2 separate regions of the Homo sapiens genome follow, and region 1 is linked to region 2. A link is an interaction called in ENCODE POLR2A ChIA-PET data of the cell type or tissue named here. Cell type or tissue: B cell. All regions are shown on one strand.

Region 1 (8,000 bases), 84 kb before region 2:
CAAGACCAGCCTGGCCAAGATGGTGAAACCCCATCTCTACTAAGAATACAAAAATTAGCAGGGCGTGGTGGTGGGCGCCTATAATCCCAGCTACTCGGAAGGTTGAGGCAGAGGATTGGAATTGCTTGCACCCAGGAGGCAGAGGTTGCAGTGAGTCGAGGTCGCACCATTGCACTCCAGCCTTGGCGACAAAGCAAGACTCCCATCTCGAAAAAATAAAATAAAAATAAAAAATAAAATATTGTATAAAATTCTTTTTAGGCATGTGTATGAGATGCATATGAAACATAAATGAATTTCATGTTTAGGCTTGGCTCCCATCCCCAAGATATTTCATTTATATGCAAATATTCAAAAAAAACTTTTTAAAATCAGAAATTCTAAACACTTCTGGTCCCACGTATTTCAAGTAAGGGACACTCAACCTGTACTCCCCACTCCCCGCCTCCACCCCACACACACAACAGAGCAAGTACAGCAAAAGTTTGAGAATCGCTGAACTGGGTACACATGATTTTCTGTATGTTTGAAATGTCTCGTAATCAAAAGTTGGAACGAGGGCCAGGCGTAGGGGCTCACGCCTGTAATCTCAACACTTTGGGAGGCCGAGGCGGGCGGATCACCTGAGGTCGGGAGTTCAAGACCAGTCTGGCCAACGTGTCAAAACCCTGTCTCTACTAAAAATACAAAAATTAACTGGGCGTGGTGGCGGGCGCCTGTAATCCCAGCTACTCAGGAGGCTGAGACAGGAGAATGGCTTGAACCCGGGAGGCAGGGGTTGCAGTGAGCGGAGATAGCGCCATTGCACTCCAGCCTGGACAACAAGAGCGAAACTCTGTCTCCAAAAAAAAAGGAAAGAAAAGATAAAATAATTAGAAGGCAATAAATGCTATGGGGAAAATTAGAAGGTGCTGATATGCCGGAATGATGGGGAAACTCGTTTAGCTGACAAAGAAAGCTTCTTAGAGGTGGTGACATTTGAGTGGGACAGCAAATGCCGAGGAGAGGGAGAGAGTCAGGGAAGGAGGTGGCCTGGGCCCCTCCTGGAGTACCACAGGGACGGACCACAGGCCAAGTTAGGAGTGGAGGGGAGGCTGAGGGGGGTAAAAGCCAATGAGAAGCAGGGTCGTGGGACAGGGGAGTGAGCAGGCCCAGGATTGGCTAGACTGAGGGCAAGAGGCGGGGCTCTGAGGAAGCGAAGGCTGGAATTGGCCGCCGGACACTCACAGTGCGGGAGGAGGCGGGGGCTGAGGGCGAGGTGAGCGAGACCATCTCCTGGATGGCGAGGCGTAGCTTGAGTCGGTGCAGCGGGTTGCTGATGCCGATCTCGCGCTGGATCTCCGTGTCTGACAGGTTGGCCATGATGGCACCGCTCTTGACATTGGCCCGGCAGGCGGCCACATACCAGGCAGGCATGCCCACCCACAGCTGCAGCGGAGGGACAGAGGGACAGAGGGGACAGAGGGACAGAGGAGGAGAAAATCGGAGAGATGGGGGAACAGGGAGGTGGGGAAAGGCAAGGGGGTGGGGAGCGAAACAGAGACGTGGGAAAGTTCGCAAGGAGAAGAAACAGGACAAGGAAAAGAGACGTGGACGAGATGAGGGAGAGTCCGAGGGAGACAAATAGGGAGAGAAACGGGGGGCGGGGGGCGGGTGGGGGAAGAGGGAGAGGGAGAGAGAAAGAGAGAGAGAGAGAAAGAAATAGAGAGAGAGAAATAGAGGGTGGGGAGAGACAGGAAGCCGGAGACAGGGAGACATCGGCAGGGCGATCGGAGACATGAGGAGAAATATGGGGAATGACAAAAGCGTGGTCAGAGATGGGAATGGTGCCGAAAAATAGAGACAGAGAATCCAGAAAGAGAGAGTAGAGAGAACGACAGGAGACCATGACCCAGGTGGGCAAGGCCAGAGTGGCAGGGGCAGAAGGAGAAGGAGAAAGAAACTGTTTAGGTGAACAGGAAGCCCGAGCCCTCCTGGGTCCTCACCTGCCAGGCCCATGGCCACCCCCACCTCTGGGCTAGAAGCAGGGTGCGCCAGGAGGACCAGGCAGCCCCTACCAGTGGGGCTGTCAGAGGGGTTGGGGACCAACAGTCAGGGCATTTCTGGGCCCCAGTACCTCCAGCCAGGACACCACGGTGGGCCCGTCCCAGGCAGCAAAAGGTAGGCCCTGGCGGCAGGCCTCCTCCAGGAGTTCATGCCTGTAAGGGTGAAGGGGCCAGGATAGAAGCTGTCAGGGATGGAGACCCCCTGCTCTGTGGATGGCCCCCATCAGCACACATACACACACACACACATGCACATACGCACACGCAGCTTTTATGAATGTACAAAACACGGCAGAAGGTCAAAAAATACATGTGAATCTGTAAATCCTCTCCCCCCAACCCCTATCAAAAGAGAGAACAAAATAAGAAAAACAAAAGAAACAAAAAATATAATATAAATGTAAAAAATACAAAAAAAATTTTTAAAAAAAGAAAGAAAAAATAAAAACTCTAGGAGCTCCTGGGTTTCCAGGCAAGCAAGTTCAGGATCACGGACACCTCCTCCCAGCATTGAATTCCCATTTCTGTTCACCACCACCACCGCTGCACACACACACTCACACACCCTCTCACACACACACACACTCATACACACACATACACGCACACACACACCCTCACACACTCTCACATTCACATACACACACACACGCTCACACTCACACACACTCACTTCCTCTTGTTCCTTCGGTCCTTGTCTCCTGGGCCTGTCAGCTTGGCTAGCCCCAGAGGGTCAGTGGCCAGTGTCTCATCTGAGGGTGTTCCAGCTGGAGGCAGGGAGGGGTCGAAATTTGGAAAATCTCAAGGGGGAGGCAGAATCTTTCATGCTGGAGGTGATGAGGAAAATGCCGGAAAGGCAGAGGCCCTGAGGGAGTAGTGAGTGAGGGCACATCGAGGAAGTGATAAAGGCAGACAAGCGCCCATGAATTGGAGTCATCCCCAAAATACGGCTGGATGCACTGGGATGCCCTTGGTAAGGTGGCAGTTGTATGCTGGTAAATGCCTAACAACCGGCTCCTTGGGGAGGCAGAAGGGAATCCCTGATTTGTAGCATTTGCCCATTTCCATGGTGTAAATAATCCCACCATGGCCAATTTCAAGCTACCAGTGTGATGTCAGCCAATTCCTGAAATAGCGGATCTCCTGAGCCAGTGCCAGCGGGCTCCAGCACACCACAGGAAGGTGCCCTGCTTTGAGGATGCCCCACCCTCTTCCTCTGTTTAAAAAATAGGTGGCTGGGCACGGTGGCTCACACCTGTAATCCCAGCACTTTGGGAGGCTGAGGCAGGCAGATCACAAGGTCAGGAGATCAAGACCATCCTGGCTAACACGGTGAAACCCCATCTCTACTGAAAATACAAAAAGTTAGCCGGGCGTGGTGGTGGGCGCCTGTAGTCCCAGCTACTGGGGAGGCTGAGGCAGGAGAATGGCATGAACCTGGGAGGCGGAGCTTGCAGTGAGCCGAGATAGCACCACTGCACTCCAGCCTGGGCGACAGAGCAAGACTCCGTCTCCAAACAAAAAAAAAAAAAAAAAAAAAAAAAAAAGGTAAATGAGTCTGTAATCCCAGCACTTTGGGAGGCCGAGGTGGGTGGATCATCTGAGGTCAGGAGTTCAAGACCAGCCTGGCCAACATGAGGAAACCCTATCTCTACTAAAAATACAAAAAAATTAGCCAGGCATAGTGGCGGGCGCCTATAGTCCCAGCTGCTCAAGAGGCCGAGGCAGGAGAATCGCTTGAACCCAGGAGGTAGAGGTTCCAGTGAGCCAAGATCGTTGCCACTGCACTCCAGCCTGGGTGACAGAGTGAAACTCCATCTCAAAACAACAACAACAAAAACCAAAAAACAACAAAAAAATAAGTAAAGGAAATAAATTCCTTTACCTACCCAGTCACCCAAGCAGGTCCCAGAGTGCCCTTTCCTTTTCCCTCCTCCTCCCGCCTACCTTGGCAAGCTGTGTTCCTTCCAAATTCTAAATAAATCACCAAATGAATGAAGACATGAATGGATGTCAAATGAACATACAAAGAAGAAAGAAAGGGAGGGAGGAAGGGAGGAAGGAACAAAGGAGGGAAGGGTTAGAGTGAGGTACTCACCCAGAGAAGAGCTGTCCCGGCCTGGGGGTCCCATTCGTCCCTTCTCTTTCTTGCCAAAGAGACGGCCTATGGATGACTTGATGCTCTTCTTCTTGGGGGCTTTGTGCAGAGAATCTGGGGTGCCCTCACTGGGAAAGCAGGAGAGAATGAGAGCATATGCTTGCTGAGATGCCCCCTCTCCTCCCAAGTCCTTGTCCACCCCCTTCTCATCTTCCCAAGCCAGCTTCTCCCTGTCCCTATCCCTTGTCCCTGCTGACCTTCCCCGTGGGGGTCCCCCATCTTCCAGGGACCCCGCCTGCAGTGCCAAGGCCTGGGTCATTCTCTCAAGACGGGCAGAGCGGGGAGTGGGTGGTGGGGTGTCTCCTGGGATGGCCGGCCCCTCCCCTCGTGGAGCTCCAGCTTCCTCCTTAGGGACATGATTCTGAGGACAGAGGGCACAGATGCTGGATTGAGTTCAAAGAGTCATGTCGGGGGCTCCTTATTAACTGAGATGTCTACTAAGGTGTGTGTGGGGTGACCCTGGTTTAGAACACAGTATACGAAGGTAGTCTAGCTCAAGTCAGGGTGAGTTGCAGAAACTTTTTTTTTTTTTTTTTTTTGAGATGGAGTTTCACTCTTGTGGCCCAGGCTGGAGTGCAATGGCACAATCTCGGCTCACTGCAACCTCTGCCTCCCAGGTTCAAGAGATTCTCCTGCCTCAGCCTCCCAAGTAGCTGAGATTAAAGGCATGTGCCACCATGCCCGGGTAATTTTTTTTTTTTTTTTGAGACAGAGTCTAGCTCTGTCGCCAGGCTGGAGTGCAGTGGCATGATCTCAGCTCACTGCAACCTCTGCCTCCCGGGTTTAAGTGATTCTTTAGCCTCAGCCTCCCAAGAAGCTGGGACTACAGGCCCACACCACCATACACGGATAATTTTGTATTTTTAGTAGAGATGGGGTTTCACCATGTTGGTCAGGCCTCAAAGAAAGCTAATGAGTTACAGGTTCTGGAAGCAGGAAAGCTGAATTTAAGGGAGTAAAATAGGGCCAATATCTCTTTGTCTCCCTCAAAGGTCAATTCTGAGGATCTAATTTGTAGTTCTCCAATGCATGTTGTCACAGAAACTTTTTTTTTTTTTGAGACACAGTTTCACTCTGTCTCCCAGGTTGGAGTGCAGTGGCACAATTTCAACTCACTGCAAACTCTGCCTCTTGGGTTCAATTGATTCTCCTGCATCAGCCTCCCGAGTAACTGGAATTACAGGCACGTGCCACCAGGCCAGGCTAATTTTTGTATTTTTAGTAGAGGTGGGGGTTTCACCATGTTGGCCAGGTGGGTCTCGAACTCCTGACCTCAAGTGATCTGCCCACCTTGGCCTCCCGAAGTGCTGGGATTACAGGCGTGAGCCACCGCACCCAGCCAGAAACTTTTTAAAATCCTATGCAGAAACTTGACGCATGAGAAATAAAAGTAGACCAGATCTGACTAAAGTGAAAGTTAGGGTTCAAGATCCCAGTGACTCAGCCTCCCCTTTGCCCTTTGAGTTTGAACCTTTAGGGAAAGCTGAGGTTGCTTTGGAAAACCACTGGTGTGAGGGGTTATTGTTGCTGTACACTGGGGAGCCCTGCCTCTGACCTCTCCCCATCCCCCTACTAGGCTGGGGAGACTTCAGAGCACTCACAGCCTTGTCGGTGCCCTCACGGGCAGGGCTAGGGGGTGCCAGGCGGGGTGTTGAGTGGCCAGAGCTGGGAGGGGAGGGGCTGGCAAGGGTAGAGGTGGTGAGGGAGGGGGGCAGGGAGCAGCTGCTGCGGTAGCGGCCCAACGAGTCCAAGCCAGAGCTGGACACCCGACTCTCCAGCTCCTCTGCCCTCTGTTCTGTTGTCTCCTTCTCCTCTTGGATCAGCCTGAGGAGGGAAATAGGGGAAACTGGGTGAGGGGCCGCAGCAGACAGCGGGAGAGGGAATCTGGGAGCACAATGGGCCAGAAAGGCCTGGTGGGGCAATGGGAATTCTGGGGACGGTGCAATGACGTCAGAGGACTTTGGTGGGTTTCTGAAGGCCTTCCAGGCTCAAGGAGAGTCAAGGGGTCCTGAGAGTCTCAGGAAGTCATTGCAGGATTAGGGCTATCAAGGTGATTGGGGTTTGTATCAGGGTGGCCCTGATGATAGTCAAGGGGTTTGGAAAATCATGAAGGGATTACTATGGACAAAAGGTCAAGTTCAAGGTGGCCTGTAAGAGCAAGGTCATAATAGGAGCATTGTGAGATCAGGGACTCAGGCCAATCTAGGATCTGGGAAGGGCATGGACTCATTTGGTATGGAAAGTGGTGGTCATGGTATATTTGCCGAAGGCTCATGGGGAGTACATTATAAGAGAATTGCTGAATATGGCCATTGCTGGTGAATCAGGGTAGACTTTACATCACTGGGGGCTTCTTAATAAGTTGGGGACTTTTTTTTTTTTTTTTTTTTTTTTTTTTTTGACACGGAGTCTCGCTCTGTAGCCCAGGCTGGAGTGCATGGCACTATCTCGGCTCACTGCAAGCTCCGCCTCCCGGGTTCATGCCATTCTCCTGCCTCAGCCTCCTGAGTAGCTGGGACTACGGGCGCCTGCCACCATGCCTGGCTAATTTTTTGCATTTTTAGTAGAGACAGGTTTTCACCATGTTAGCCAGGATGGTCTCTATCTCCTGACCTCATGACCTCATGATCCGCTGGCCTCAGCCTCCCAAAGTGCTGGGATTACAGGCGTGAGCCACTGTGCCCAGCCTGGAGTTGAAGTTTTTGATTAGCATGTTAGGATGAGATTCTTGGTGTTTGAGGTTGGGAACCTTGTGTTGTCTTGAGATTCCTAGGGTAGTGGGAGACTCTGGGCACTGGTTATGTGAAACCACAAAATCGATGGCGTAATGGAAGATTCTTGATGCATCAAGAGGAACTGGGCTATTTGGGGATGCAGGCTTTGGTGTGTTGGGGAATGGTGAGTACTGGCTGGGGGGTATATGTGTAGGTAGCACATAGAAGACTTCTGAGTGTATCCTAGGGGATGCCTGGACAGCGGAGTGAGTGTTGGGCTGGAAGAATTCCTTGTGGATGGTGTAAGAGGAGACGGACTCAGGCTTTCAGGCCTCCAGAGCCAGAAGGGCTGTGGAGTCAGCTCCGGCAGGGCAGGGCAGGCCGGGGCGGGGCCAGGGCTCACTTGATCTCCTTGTTGATGGCCTCCAGCTGCTCCTGAAGCATGATGGCCAGCGTCTGCACGTCAGCCTGCCCACTGGGGGACAGCAGCTCGGCCCCAAACATCCCCTCTGCCTCCTCCTCATCGGAGCCGTCCAGTTCCCCAGGGAATGGGGGTGGTATGGAGCCCGCAGGGGCAGACCGCTCCCAATCCTATCCCTGTGTGGGGACAGAGGGACATTAGGTGGCTGGGGGCCGAGGTTGGCGCTGGGTCTTGGCTCATGATCCTGACTTGCCCGACCTCACTGATGCTTTTCCCAGCCCAGCTTTATTTTTTTTATTTTATTTATTTTTTCTTGAGACAGAGTCTCATTCTGTCGCCCAGGCTGGAGTGCAGTGGCGCAATCTCGGGTTACGCCTCCCAGGTTCGAACGATTCTTCTGCCTCAGTCTCCTGAGTAGCTGGGATTACAGGCGCCCGCTACCACGCCCGGCTAATTTTTGCATTTTTAGTAGCGATGCCATTTTGGCAAGGCTGCTGTCGAACTCCTGACCTCAAGTGATCTGCCTGCCTCGGCGCCAGCAAGTGTTGGGATTACAGGCATGGGCCACCCTGCCCGGCCTCCAACTTCCTCTCTTGACAGGTCCCTGTTCTTGATCCCTCCCCAAATCCTCTCCAAGCCACGCCCACACCCATGACTCCACC
Region 2 (8,000 bases):
CCGGTGATCAAAAGCTGTTTATAGTGAAGAAGTGACAAGGGAAGCCAGGGACAGACCACAGGCCTTCACAATAGCCCTTCACATGTTACCCATCGCCCCACCAACTCTCTCTCTCTCTCTCAGGTCCAGCTTTGAGCAAAGGACATAGGCAACTTCTCCCCGCATCTATACAGACCAGGCCCCTGGGCAGGGTGGGGCGTGGCTGCCTCAGTTTCTACGTCTCCTTGTTTTCCATCTGTGACTTTGGTCGTTTTTGCCACCTTCATCTCTGTCTCTAACTTCCAGTGTCTGTCGCCTCTGGGTAGTACTAATAGCTCCCTTTCCATCGTGGTCTCTTTCTTCCTCCCTGTCTCTCCCCTTTCTTGTTGTATTTATTCCTCACTCATCAAAGCCCATCTTTTTCGCTATGGTCCGGTGCACTTCTCTCTAGATCCCTTTCTCTTTCCCCACCCAGCCTACCCAGGTGGAAGTTTTCAACCAAATCAAAGGCAGGCAGGACAGCTGACACCAGCGCTGACTCCTTCAGCACGTGCGGGAAGGGTTGGGGAGCCCCGGGGACATCTGGAAATCGTTACCCCGAGGTGGGCAGGCCTGGCAGAGGGAGGAAGCAGCCAGGAGGTTCTGGACCCTGGAGCAAAGGGGGGTGTTTCTCATGGATGTCCTGAGGTGCTGGGGGCAGTGCAGGGGTCTCTGTCTGTATCTCTGACACCCCCAGGTCTCTGTCCTTCTTTCTGTGTCTCTGTCTCCCCCACCCCCTGGGTCTCTGAAATCCTGAACTTCTCCATCCCCTTCTGTCCGCCTCTTTCTGACTCTCCATCCCCCACTCCGTGTTTCTCTGTGCCCCTCTTGGAGTCCCTGTCTCTCTGTCTCTGGGTCTCTTAATCACTCCATCCATCCATGTGCCTGCAGGCCTTTCATTGGCTGGATTGGGGTGGGCGGGTTCTGTCACCTGGGGCAACAGCAACAAACCAGCTCCTGCTTGGCTACAGGGAGGGGGTGGAACCATGGCCAGTGGCACCCTGGCTGTGCGCTGTGGCCCCCCGTGGTCTTTCATCTCTGCAACCGAGATGCCTGAATCCTGGCCCAACTGGCATCTCACCAGCAGCTACGTTACCCATGGCATTATCCCACCCGTACCCTTCCCCCCGCCCACGGTGCAGGTGGGCAGACCCTAGGCTGAAGCCCTGCGGGGCCTGGGGACCCAGAAAGATGGGGGCTGAGAAAAGGGGATTGGGAGCTTGGACTCCTCTCTGAAGGAGGAGGGTCCTGGAGTCCTGGGTCTGAGAGAGGAGGCGCCAGGGAATTTGGATGCCAGGGACTGCAGAGGAAAGGGCTGGGGGCCGACTGGAAGAGGTCAGAGTTTGGGGTGGGGGGTGATAGGGACTCCTGAGTCTTTCTAGCTGATGTGCGGCGCCTTCTCTCCAGTCCACGGTCGCGGACCCTCTACCTCCGACTGCAAAGCAGGATTCTCGCATCTGGGCTTTCGACGAGGTCCTCAGCAGATGGGAGACAACCTCTGGCTCGGCCTACGTGCCCAAGACCCATGGCGGGCCCTGCGCCCAGCCCAGAGCCCCAGAGCCTGCAGACCCCACGCGGACTGTGGGGATCAAGGATTCAGGAGAAAAGGTAAGATTTGGGGAGCGCCGGAGTCTGCGGGGGACTGCATTTGAGTCCCCTGCTCCTTCACATGAGTCTCTGGGTTGCCTTTCCGCAGCTCAGACACCGCAGCTGAACCCTCCTACTGACCACAAAGTACCAGAGCAGCGAGACGAGGGCGCAGTACACTTGCTCTCCCGGCCCGGACGCGCGCGCCCCCAAATACGTCGGGCCCCAGCCCCTCACAACTCTCGGACCACCACCGCGGGGGGCCTTCCCAGGTGTCTGGGTGGAAGCCGGCGCTGGCGAGACCAGCGGAGCTCCGGGAGCCTGGGGCGGGGCCAGAAGGAAATCACAGCTTTGGGGCGTGGCTAAAGGATCTGGGGCGGGATCGGGAGGTTAGAGGAGCGGGAGGAAGGGCTGGGCATCCACGCCAGGCCAGAAGGACCAGGGGCTGGAAACTCGCCTTCAGGGCTCCTAAGCTGCTGCGGAGCTAGACGGCGGGCTGTGGGTGGGGAGGAGACTAGAATATTCTGAGACGTGGTAGGGTGGGAGTTAGGAGAGGTAACCTGGAGTTGTTGCCCAAGATGCAGCTCAGCTCCAGTGGCCACACCAAGAAGGCTTGAGACCGGGGGCAGAACCAGGGGGATTTTGTGGTGGCTGGGGGCCTGCATTTGAGTTCCTTGACCAGCAGGAGGGCTTGGATTTAGGGAGGTGAGGCTGGGAAGGGTTCGGGTATGAGAAAGGAAGCTGAAGTTCCCTGGCGTGGGTGGCAGGAAGGGCTCTGACCCTGGGGCGGGGTGTGAGGGCCGTGGCCGTCATGGCTGTCGAGGCCGAAGGAGAGGGATTCTGAACTCGGGACCCAGGACTTGGGATGGGGTATGAAATCTATGTCTTGGGTATGCCTCCTCCCCCAATCTTGCTCAGGCTCTAATCGCCTGCACGAAGAACCCCGCGCTGTCTGGCCCACCCTTCACAGTATCCGACCGGGGCGTCCTGAACCGCCGCCAGCTCTATCTGACCACCTCGGCGCGGGACTTTCGGTTCTATCCCAAGTAAGCCGGGCTCTCGCTCGGCACCGCCTCCTGCACAGCCCCCGCCATGGCCGGTGCACGCCGAGCCCCTGGGCTGGCTCCCATTCCCTGACCGGTGGTCTCAGTCTCGACTCCTATAGCAGCAACAACCACAGTTCAGACCCCAGCCCCTCCCTCTTTTAGCACCCAGGAGTCCTTAGTGTCACCTCCAGGAACCGCGGTAGGGACAGGAAGCCTGCACAGCGGCTCGAGGGGATTCTGGATCTGAGGGCAGGGCCTCCTTCGGTACTTGAGCCCCCACATGCTCCTTCGCAAGGAAGCGAAAGCCCCCGTTTCCTTCCCTAGGATGCGAAAGCTCAGCTTCCAGGACGTTAAGTACCTCGAGGACCCAGGAACGCAGGCAACGCGTGCCCGGTCGCGTCCTTCCTAAGGGGTGCTCGCCTGGAAATGCAGGAGTTTGAATGTGCAGACTCCTTAGATCCCGAGGTCTGAAACTCGTCCCCAAGGATCCAGCTGTATCCTCACCATCCCGCCCTGCTCCCACAGGACGGAGCCGTCCGGATACCCCCGCAAGGACTACCTGACCTACTGGAGCTTAGAAGAGACGCCCCAACTCTGGAGTCACGACCCGCAGCGGCAGCCCTGTCTCTGCTCTTCCAGGCCGCCTCGAGCGCCGCACGGCGGGCCATGTCTCCGGCTCAGGAAACCTACAGCTCCTCGCCGCACCCGCTCCGCCGGCTCGACCGCTTCCGCCCGCTGGAGGCGACTTGGGGTGGCCCCCACTGGAAGCCCCTGCCGGGCATACACAGCGTCCCGAAAGCCTACAGCACCGAGAACTCCCGCTCAGGCCGCTGTAAGCCGGGGCTAGTGGGAGCCTGCCGGGCCAGCCCCACCCCAGACACGCCCCCTGGCGTGGGGGCGGAGCAGAGCTCTGGGCAGCCGCTCACTACGCGGTGTCGGACCTAGGTGGGCTCGCACTCATTAAGTCTATCCGCAGTGTGGGGACAGGACTAGCCCAGACACGCCCACTCAGCTGCGGCTGGATCGCGGGGAAGGGACTAAGTCCAGACAATGTCCTCCGAGGCTGCGGCCCCGCGGGCAGGACACACCTCCTGCGGGCCTATTCAATAATCAGTTAAATCACCTGAAGCACACGCATTTCCGGGGACCGCTCCGGGCATCCTGGCTTGAGGGTAGGGTGGGCGGAGGTTCCTAAGGGAGAGGTGGGGCTCGGGCTGAATCCCTCGTTGGGGGGCATCTGGGTCAAGTGGCTTCCCTGGCAGCACAGTCACGGGGAGACCCTCTCTCACTGGGCAGAAGCTAAGTCCGAAGCCGCGCCCCTCCTGTTAGGTTGGACTGTGGTGCAGGAATGGCTCAAGTAGAGGAGGGTTGAGGCTTCAGTCCAGCACCTTTCTCGGGTCACGGCCTCCTCCTGGTTCCCAAGACCCCACCATAGGCAGAGGCAGGCCTTCCTACACCCTACTCTCTGTGCCTCCAGCCTCGACTAGTCCCTAGCACTCGACGACTGAGTCTCAGAGGTCACTTCACCGTGGTCTCCGCCTCATCCTTGGCGCTAGACCACTGAGGGGAGAGGACTGGGGTGCTCCGCTGAGCCACTCCTGTGCCTCCCTGGCCTTGTCTACTTCTCGCCCCCCGAAGGGTTAGTGTCCAGCTCACTCCAGCATCCTACAACCTCCTGGTGGCCTTGACGCCCCCACAAACCCGAGGTATAAAGCCAGGTACACCAGGCAGGGGACGCACCAAGGATGGAGATGTTCCAGGTAAGACTGCAGGGCCCCTGGGCACCTTCCACCTCCTTCCAGGCCATCACTGGCATGAGAAGGGGCAGACCAGTGTGAGCTGTGGAAGGACGCCTCTTTCTGGAGGAGCGTGACCCCCAATAAGCTTCACGTGGGGCAGTTCCTGAGGGTGGGGATCTGAAATGTTGGGGCATCTCAGGTCCCTCGGGCTGTGGGGTGGGCTCTGAAAGGCAGGTGTCCGGGTGGTGGGTCCTGAATAGGAGATGCCGGGAAGGGTCTCTGGGTCTTTGTGGGTGGTGTACCCTGGGGGATGGGAAGGCCAGGGCTCAGGGCTGTGGTCTCAGGCCCGGGTGAAGCAGTGTCCTTGTCCCAGGGGCTGCTGCTGTTGCTGCTGCTGAGCATGGGCGGGACATGGGCATCCAGGGAGATGCTTCGGCCACGGTGCCGCCCCATCAATGCCACCCTGGCTGTGGAGAAGGAGGGCTGCCCCGTGTGCATCACCGTCAACACCACCATCTGTGCCGGCTACTGCCCCACCATGGTGAGCTGCCCGGGGCCCGGGCAGGTGCTGCCACCTCAGGGCCAGACCCACAGAGGCAGCGGGGGAGGAAGGGTGGTCTGCCTCTCTGGTCAGGGGCTGCGGAATGGGGTGTGGGAGGGCAGGAACAGAGGGCTTCCTGGACCCCTGAGTCTGAGACCTGTGGGGGCAGCTGGGGAGCTCAGCTGAGGCGCTGGCCCCAGGCACATGCTCATTCTCCCACTCACACGGCTTCCAGACCCGCGTGCTGCAGGGGGTCCTGCCGGCCCTGCCTCAGGTGGTGTGCAACTACCGCGATGTGCGCTTCGAGTCCATCCGGCTCCCTGGCTGCCCGCGCGGCGTGAACCCCGTGGTCTCCTACGCCGTGGCTCTCAGCTGTCAATGTGCACTCTGCCGCCGCAGCACCACTGACTGCGGGGGTCCCAAGGACCACCCCTTGACCTGTGATGACCCCCGCTTCCAGGCCTCCTCTTCCTCAAAGGCCCCTCCCCCCAGCCTTCCAAGTCCATCCCGACTCCCGGGGCCCTCAGACACCCCGATCCTCCCACAATAAAGGCTTCTCAATCCGCACTCTGGCGGTGTCTTTCTGTGGGCTCAGGGCAACCACACACACACAGGGTGGGTCCAGCTTCCAAACCATTTTATACAAAGTCACAGTATCAGAACTCTGGTAGAAAACAGGGTGGACGGCGGGGCGCGGTGGCTCACGCCTGTAATCCCACCACTTTGGGAGGCCGAGGCAGGCTGATCATGAGGTCAGGAGATCGAGACCATCCTGGCTAACACGGTGAAACCCCATCTCTACTAAAAATACGAAAACTTATCCCGGCTTGGTGGTGGGCGCTTGCAGTCCAAGCTACTTGGGAGGCTGTGGCAGGAGAATGGAGTGAACCTGGGAGGGGGAGCTTGCAGTGAGCCGAGATCACACCACTGCACTCCAGCCTGCATGACGGAGCGAGACTCCATCTCAAAAAAAAAAAAAAAGAAAGAAAGAAAGAAGGAAAGAAAGAAAAAGAAAAGAGAGTGAAGATGGGGGACGACATCCAGCTCAGGAGGTGTCCATGGTCTGGCCTTCTGTGGGGAGAAGGAAGGCCACATGATTGGTGTGGCCCAGGGGGCAGGGCCTCAGCCTCCTAAGCCGAGCTCCGTCTTCCTCCCTCTGACGTTGGCACTGGCAGTGCAGGTGTGGGGGGGGAGCGGCTTGGGGACTTGAATGGGATGAAGGGGCCGAGGGGGATGTCATCTCTTCCATTCTCCTTCATCCACTGCCTCTCCCTTCCCCTCCTCCCCCCTCCCCTCCGTCCATCTGCCTCCCATCCCAGCCAGGAGCCATCACCTAAGTAGAAAAGGGGCCTCTGGAAAGGGGGCGGGGCCTTGACTCTTGGGTACCCTGCACTTGAAGAGGAACTCTGGGAGGGGGTTGTTCAGGGATTTGGCCCCTTCCCCATCTGGCTGTATAACCTTCCTGTGCTTTTCTTCCCCTAGCCGGTTACCCCTCCCTCTCCTGAGATGTCAGGAAAGAGGGGGCCACCTGCGTCCTCCACAGTGGTCCCCGAAGCCTGGGGTTCCCAGCCCCAGAGCTCCGAGGTGGAAGAGTTGCTACAGCTCTGGTGACCACTGGTTGTTTCCCAGTCTTCTCCACGCCAACCTTTCCCAGAACCACAGGCTTCCAGAATGTTGTAGGGAAACTGCAAAATCCGCGCCTCCACCAGCCTCTCCCAGCGCCAGGTCAATTTCACACACAGGGAAACTGAAGCCTGCCTCAGAGGGGCAGCGTTTTACCTCCTTAGTGGCAGTTTTGAGGTGAATCAGGGTCTCCCTAGGATTCCAGGTTGTGGACTTTCTCTAAATTGTGGAATGTGGCCAGGCATGGTGGCTTGAGTCTGTAGTCCCAGCTACTCAGGAGCCACAGCAGGAGGATGGCTTGAGCCCAGGAGTTCAAGTGCAGTGGGGAAACATAGGGAGACCTCGTCTTAAAGCAATTTGTTTGGGGCCAGGCGTGGTGTCTCAGGCCTATAATCCCAGCACTCTGGGAGGCCAGGGCAGGAGTATCACTGGAGGTTGGGAGTTTGAGAACAGTCTGGCCAATGTCGTGAAACCGCATCTCTACTAAAAATACAAAAATTAGCTGGGCACGGTGGCAGGTGCTTTTAATTCCAGTTACTCAGAAGGCTGAGGCAGGAGAATCGCTTGAAACCAGGAGACAGGCGTTACAGTGAGCCGGGATTGTGCCACTGTACTCCAGCCTGGCCAGACAGAGTGAGACTCTGTTTCAAAAAAAAAAAAAAAAACAACAAAACAAAACAAACAAAAAAAAATTGGGCCGGGCGCAGTGGCTCATGCCTGTTATCCCAGCACTTTGGGAGGCCGAGGTGGGCAGATCACAAGGTCAGCAGATCAAGACCATCCTGGCTAACACGGGGAAACCCCGTCTCTACTAAAAAATACAATAAATTAGCCAGACGTGGTGGCAGGCCCCTGCAGTCCCAGCTACTCGGGAGGCTAAGGCAGGAGAATGGCTTGAACCCGGGAGGCAGAGCTTGCAGTGAGCCGAGATCGAGCCACTGCAGTCCAGTCTGGGTGAGAGAGTGAGACTCCATCTCAAAAAAAAAAAAAAAAAATTGGTTGGAACATCCTCCAAGATGCAAGACTCTCGGTTCCTCAGAGTTCTACGGGAAGGATGGCAGAATGCAGTTGCCCAGAGGTGAAGTCCCATCTCTGTCATTTGCTGCCTATGTGACCAGGCAAAAAGCATTAATTTCTCTGAGCCTGTATTTTACCCTCTGTTGCTATTGAGTAATTGTAGTTGGCTATTTTCTATTTTTATTTTTATTTCATCTTTTTTTTTTTTTTTTTTTTTGAGACGGAGTCTCGCCCTGTCACCCAGTCTGGAGTGCAGTGGCGCGCTCTTGGCTCACTGCACCTATGCTTCCCGGGTTCAAGCAATTCACCTGCCTCAGACTCCCGAGTAGCTGGGACTACAGGTGTGCACCACCACACCCAGCTAATTTTTGTAATTTTTTTAGTAGACACAGCGTTTCGCCACGTTGGCCAGGCTAGTCCCAAAGTCCT

Evidence for each region. ChIA-PET counts read pairs that join two places held together with the same protein. Peaks named below come from ENCODE experiments on the same cell type or tissue, not always from the same donor. Only the 100,000 strongest peaks of a DNase experiment are listed, where the experiment ranks them.
Region 1: POLR2A ChIA-PET joins it to region 2 with 18 read pairs; 3 of 35 experiments call an interaction of 5 or more read pairs at or near these places.

The regions. Positions count from the first base shown.
Region 1 is chr19:49,136,232-49,144,231 of GRCh38, reverse strand. PPFIA3 (PPFI scaffold protein A3) reads right to left here. Exons shown (of 30, transcript NM_003660.4): 15 at 7,321-7,508; 16 at 5,805-6,027; 17 at 4,401-4,564; 18 at 4,144-4,271; 19 at 2,719-2,812; 20 at 2,117-2,198; 21 at 1,228-1,428. Among named protein-coding and RNA genes, the nearest start is that of HRC, 15 kb to the left of the region's middle. RefSeq lists enhancers at 1,987-2,580, 6,904-7,410. In B cell, no CTCF peak of the experiment used is centred here; a DNase peak (open chromatin) is centred at 1,191; H3K4me3 peaks cover 496 bases; H3K27me3 peaks cover 2,249 bases.
Region 2 is chr19:49,051,772-49,059,771 of GRCh38, reverse strand. It overlaps CGB7 (chorionic gonadotropin subunit beta 7), which reads left to right and starts at 2,023. Exons shown (of 5, transcript NM_001385261.1): 1 at 2,023-2,310; 2 at 2,524-2,651; 3 at 3,177-4,411; 4 at 4,764-4,931; 5 at 5,167-5,498. The coding sequence starts at 4,397. The coding sequence ends at 5,481. It also overlaps the pseudogene LOC124904739 and a transcript of NTF4 not described here. RefSeq lists enhancers at 2,743-3,595, 3,596-4,449, 5,124-5,674. In B cell, CTCF peaks have their summits at 3,334 and 3,536; DNase peaks (open chromatin) are centred at 1,951, 2,856 and 3,441; H3K4me3 peaks cover 2,245 bases; H3K27me3 peaks cover 4,298 bases.